Regions from separate parts of the Homo sapiens genome. Here region 1 is linked to region 2. Evidence: read pairs that join two places in POLR2A ChIA-PET (ENCODE). Cell type or tissue: Panc1. All regions are shown on one strand. Links, peaks and the distances in the headings refer to the core of each region. The heading gives the core; the rest is flanking DNA. Region 1 overlaps NFIA (nuclear factor I A). Region 2 holds the start of NFIA (nuclear factor I A).

What was found. Peaks named below come from ENCODE experiments on the same cell type or tissue, not always from the same donor. Only the 100,000 strongest peaks of a DNase experiment are listed, where the experiment ranks them.
Region 1: POLR2A ChIA-PET joins it to region 2 with 11 read pairs; 3 of 35 experiments call an interaction of 5 or more read pairs at or near these places.

Annotation. Positions count from the first base shown.
Region 1 is chr1:61,377,465-61,380,372 of GRCh38, forward strand. The region is part of intron 6 of NFIA (nuclear factor I A); the gene reads left to right. Among named protein-coding and RNA genes, the nearest start is that of NFIA-AS1, 130 kb to the left of the region's middle. In Panc1, for the core only: no CTCF peak of the experiment used is centred there; no DNase peak of the experiment used is centred there.
Region 2 is chr1:61,080,876-61,083,783 of GRCh38, forward strand. NFIA (nuclear factor I A) reads left to right here and starts at 1,686. Exons shown (of 11, transcript NM_001134673.4): 1 at 1,686-1,943. The coding sequence starts at 1,917. RefSeq lists a silencer at 962-1,256. In Panc1, for the core only: no CTCF peak of the experiment used is centred there; DNase peaks (open chromatin) are centred at 236, 510, 938 and 1,696; H3K4me3 peaks cover 2,446 bases; H3K27ac peaks cover 1,258 bases.

The sequences.
Region 1 (2,908 bases), core at 142-2,641, 300 kb after region 2:
CAGTTATAAAAATAGGTTGTTGGGAATTAGATGATGACAATGAACAGGACACTATCCAAGTCATGAACAATTAAACTTGTAACATTTTGGGGTCCTCTCTAACCTGCTTATTGTATTGGATTTAAAAACTAAAGTGCTGAGGTTGCTTGCTTTCAGAGTTTCTCTCCGTTTGTGACTATAAATGAACATTATTGAAACTAAACTTTCTATTCTTGACTTTGTCACTTTGAAGAAAAGAACATACACCAGTTATATCTTCTCTGACAACTTGAATTACATCTCCCAAACTCCTGCGACAGACAAGATAAGGTCCTGCTGTCCCGAGCAGCACTTACCAGGGATACTTTTAACAGGAGAATGAATTTTTGGATAGGTGCTCTAACAAAGTAAGCACTAACACTGAGAAGTTACAGTTCCTTTTGAAAAATCCAGCATGTTGTTCGGTTGTCACTGGAATAATTATAGTTTATGGTGATCCTTCCCTTCTCTTCCATTCCCATTAATGTTGTAGCTCCTTTGACTCCTAAAAATCTCCCCTTTAAGAAGATACCTAAGGAAGAAAAAACAGCTTTGTACTTCCTAATGATTCCTGCAGTGTTTCCTTTACTATTGTCACTATGGAGTTCTTGGTCAAAGTGTCTGAAAAATATCATAACTTGGGAGTAGGGGAGAGGTGAAATTAATTATGATTGGTTTTCTTCTTTTTATTTTATGTGATATCAAATTGCAGTGAAAAATTCCCTAAAACAAATTTTAACTTCTTAGGGGAGACCCCAAGAATTTGAGTTTTTTTCCCACGTCACTCAATCTAATTTTGTTATTGATGTTTCTCGAAAGAATCAGGAGAAGTAGAAATTTTCAAAAGTATTTATGTCCCTCGAAAATTACCACTTTTTAGTTCCCTTTCTAAGAATACGTCTTACCGTTTTCTCTAGGTGACTAGGCTAGTGAAAGACTATACAACCTAGGGTGGATTAGGTAAAAATAAGGGAAACTTTCAGAATTATAGAGAGTAATTATTGTACAGTAAACATCTTTAATACACACATGTCTAGCATTGCAGTCGTCTTATATTTGAATATCATGTTTGTTTTCTGTACTGCAGAACAAATTTTCACAGAGTTAGCAACTTGAAGCAACACACAGTTATTAATATTATCTCACAGTTTCCATGGGTCTGGAGCCTGGCCACGGCTGAACTAGATCTTCTGCTTAGGTCATACAAGGCTGCAATGAGAATTTTGTTCAGACTCCATTTCTTTCTGGAGCTCAAGGGCCTGTTGCTGACTCTCGTGATTGTTGGCAGAATTCAGTTGCTTGTGGATGTGGGACTAAGGTCCCTGCTTTCTGAAAGCTGTCAGCAAGGGGCCCCACTCAGCTCCCAGAGGCCCCTGCAGTTCCTTACCATGTGGCTGTCACAGGCCCTTTCACAATATGGCAGCTGACTTCTTCAAAGCCTGAAGAAGAATCTCTCTGACTTCTAATTCCTTTTATACAAGGCTCCCCTGATTAGGTCAGGCCCTCCAGGGATAATATATTTTTCCTTAACTCAAACTCACCTGATTGGGGACCTTAATTATATCTGTAGAAGTCTTTTGCAATATAACATAACCTAATCAATATAATCACCTTTGCGGTATAATATAACCTATTCACAAGAATGACATTTATCATATTCACAAGTATCTCACACATGCAAGAGGAGAGGATTATATAAGGCATCATTATACAAGGCTGGAAACTAGGAAGCCATCTTAGAATTCTGAGTACCACAATTTTTTTTTCAAGATAAGGTCTCTCTCTGTTGCCCAGGCTGGAGTGCAGTGGTATGATGATAGCTTATAAACTCCTGGGTTCATGTGATCCTCCTGCCTCAGCCTTCTGAGTAGCTGGGACTGTAGGCATATACCACCACACTCAGCTAACTTTTTCTTTTTCTTTTTTTTTTTTTTTTTTTTTTTTGAGATGGAATCTTGCTCTGTCAGTAGGCTGGAGTGCAGTAGCATGATCTGGGCTGACTGCAACCTCCGCCTCCCAGGTTCAAGCAATCCTCCTGCCTCCACGTCCTGAGTAGCTGGGACTACAGGCACATGTCACCATGCCCAGCTAAGTTTTGTATTTTTAGTAGAGATGCGGTTTCACCATGTTGGCCAGGATGGTCTCGATCTCTTGACCTTGTGATCTGCCCACCTCAGCCTCCCAAAGTGCTGGGATTACAGGCATGAGCCACCGTGCCTGGCCTCAGCTAACTTTTAAAAATTAATTTTTTGTAGAGATAAGGTCTCACTATATTGTCCAGGCTGCTCTCGAACTCCTGGCCTGAAGCAATCCTCCTGTCTCAGCCTCCCACAGTGCTGAGATTATAGACATGAGCCACCAGCCCAGCCTGACTACCACAAATACCAATGATGAATTTGAAGGAATCTTTGTGAATAGTGCATTTGACCTGTATTTTCAAGGTTTTCTTGTTGAACTTTGCACTTATAAGTGCCTCCAGAGATGAAAGCCACTACATGACTAGAATCCCATATATGTTTGCCCTTGTCTACTGAACACAATTTGGAATGACTCATATAGCTTAGAAAAAAATGGCAGACTAGAGGGAAATTGAAAATTCAAAAATTCTGGATGTTTAGAAAACCAGTGACAAGCCACAGGCCTTCTTGACATGTTTCTCCAATTCTATTTACTCTCATTGGGTTTTTTTATACCAATCAAAAGGATGAAATGCCCCATTGAAACAAAACATTATGCTAGATTTCTGCTTCTCATTCTACAAAAGTCTTTATTTTTCTGCATTGAACTTTGAAGTAACATTTCATTTCCTCCAGAAAAAGAGTAGGATTACTTCATCCGTAGTCTTTTTTTAAAAATCTGGTACTTCTAGAAAATACATTGAAATTAAAGT
Region 2 (2,908 bases), core at 224-2,723:
GAGGTTCTCTTTTGCTCTTTCTCCAGTACAGTATTTCCTGCCCCTTGCTTTGAAAAGAAGTCTGAATGAGAGTGGCCTTAACACATCACTCACCCTCACTTGTTAACACATCACTTACCCTCACTTTCCTACAGGAATGTCCCCTCTTTAGAGACTCTCTGGTTATGTCACCTCCACCGAAGGGCAGATTCCCCTGTGTGCCAGTGTCTTTCAACATGATACCTACCTCTTTCCTTTTGGAATTTTGAGAAGGGTTGTCAAATGCAGCATTTTGCAAACCATCATGAGGAAGAGAAGTAAAATAAGGGATGGGGGCTTAGAAGAGGCAGGTAGGCTTTCCCCCCTCCGAGAGAGGAGAGCCTAGAGAGAAAATATGAGGTTAAAAAAAAAAAACTGGAAAAGCAGGCTTACTGGCAACTTGCCAAACCCTAAAAACCACCCCCCTCTTTTCTGCCAAAACAATACTTTAGCAAACCTAAAATAATTGCAGGAAGCTCTTTTCCATTTTAAGAACTATTACCTGGGGGAGGGAAAAAAGGGATTCTTAAAAGGCACCCTTCCAGAGGTGTCCCAGAAACTGGGACGGTAATGATAGCCTATGTCCAGTTCTGGGCACGCGTTTGTGGATCAGAATATCTCCCTTCCCTAAGGGGACATCCCTTTCACATATTTTTTTCCTCCTAAAAAGTAAAAGATGTCACAGCTAAACCACTGTTGTTTCTGAACGTGATAGAACTTTTTCTATGGCGTCTGTGTTCAAACCCACTAGTTTCACAGTCCTGGGAGGGATAACGCTCATTAATCTCCGCCTTCTTTTCTCCAGACCCCCGCCCCCCAAATCCGGTGAATCTTCTGTGGGCACTGATTCCTCACCACCCCCGCTTCTGAATGCCACAGGACCGAAGCTGCACAAAGTTTGCAGGATTGTGTGCATAATTACCTCTGCCGACGAATCTATTCCCACAGAAAGCTTCGCTGGAGAGATTACAATGCTTTGAGCCTTACCGCATTTCAGTGGGGGAAAAAAAGTTACCTAGGAGGTCTGATTTTTCAAAGAAATTTGCATACATGCAAATGTGCCGCCCGGCCTCCTCCTCGGTTCTCTACGTGCCCACGCGGTGGCCCGGGGGGTGCGGGGCAACCTGGCAAAGTTGCCCAAGTCCTCCACCGAGGTCCGCGGAGGTCTGCAGCGGGGGTGGGGGGATGGGGACGAGGAAAAGTAGTTTTGTTTGCTTAAGCACATCCTGTGGCAGCCTATAGCTGCCCGGGAGTACAGACTGTAACTGCTCCTCACTGCGTTACCCAGTAATGCGCTGATCGGGGGAGGGGGCGGGGGGGCCGGGGAGCGAGCGGGAGAGCGAGCAAGCGAGCGAGCAAGGAGCGAGCCACGGAGAGAGCCGGGGAGCGAGCGAGCCAGCCTGCGAGCGCGAGCGGCCGCGGAGGCTCGGGACCCGGCTGGCCGCGCGGCGCCGCAGCCGCCCCCTCCCCCACACCCCCTCCCCCCCGCGGCGGCGGCGCGAGCGGGCGGCGGCTGTGCGGTGCGGTGCAGAGCGGAGGCGGAGGCGGGCGCGCGGGCAGCTCGCGGGCACCCGGCCGGGCCGGCGCGGGAGCGGGAAAGGGTGCGCTATGCCTTTAACACCCGCGTACAGTAGGCATGTATAGTGGAGTGTAGGGAAACTCTAGGCGGGGTTAAAGTTCAGCTCATGGAGCGGCAATAGCGCTGGCTGGCTGGCTGCAGTTGAGCCGACTTGGAAATGTGAACGCAAGAAGCAGGCTTGATTTTTTTTTCTCCCCCCTTCTCTCTCTCTCTCTCTCTCTCTCTTCCTCTCTCCCTCTTTCTCCTCTCTCACCCACACTCACGCACACCTCCAAACCGCACACCCAGACGCACACGCATACCCCAGCGCCCGGCAGTTATGTATTCTCCGCTCTGTCTCACCCAGGTAAGCCGCGGCGTGGATGCGGAGGGCTTGGGGGCCGGGGCGCCGGGGGCAGGGCTGGGGCTGGGTGGGGGGCACCGGGGCCGTCGCTCCGGCCGGGCCCAGGGCGTGCGTCTCGGTGTGTGTCTGTGTCTGCGCGTGTTTCTGTGTGTGTGCGCGCGTGTGCCCGCGGGTGGGGGGGGGGATCCCGCTTAAAGAAAGTAACTTTGTTTCCATGCGGGTGCATTCCTCTTGCACGGCCATTTGTGTGGGCACATGGCTAATGGCGCCCTCTTATTAATGCGTTAATTAATATCGGGGCGACGGACTGCGGAACAGCAGTGTTTTCGGACACCCCGCACGTGTTTCGGCGGGGTTGCAGTCCATGACACGCAGAAATCTGGCTCAGCGTTTCTGCTGCCGGGAGCAGGGATTCCGTAGTGCCGCAGCGCCCGGGGAGGGGGCCGCCGACGGAGCCCACCGCTCACCCCGCACGCTCGGGCCGGCTGCAGTCCTCGGGTGCGGGGAGACCTCGGGTGCCTGCGCCCAACGGCCCGCTCCCCGCAGCCTGCGCTGCCGCAGCCCCCCGCCGTCTTCCCGAACTCTTACTTTTGTTTATTGTTTGTCAGCCTTCGGGGTCCGGCCGCGGAAAGGACGCGGGCTCCCGTCCCGGCCCCGGCCCGGACAGCGCCCCTCGGACGCGGGCAGGCTGCGGCTAGCCCTCGGCTGAGCGGGGCTACGTGGACGCGCGTTCCCCCGCGCCGGCCGGGTGGAGCCTGCGTCCTCGCCGCGCGCCGGTGGCCCGTTGGCTCTCCCGGAGTGAAAGTTTCGGGGCCGAGACGAGCCCACGTTGTGCAGGGCGCCGAACGCCGGAGGCCGCGGGCCGCGGGCCGGGTAGCGCCGGGCAGAGTTGGGCTCCTAGCCGGGAGCCGGAGCGGCGGCCCGGGCCGGACACGGCTCCCCCCGCCGCCGCCGCCGCCACCACCACC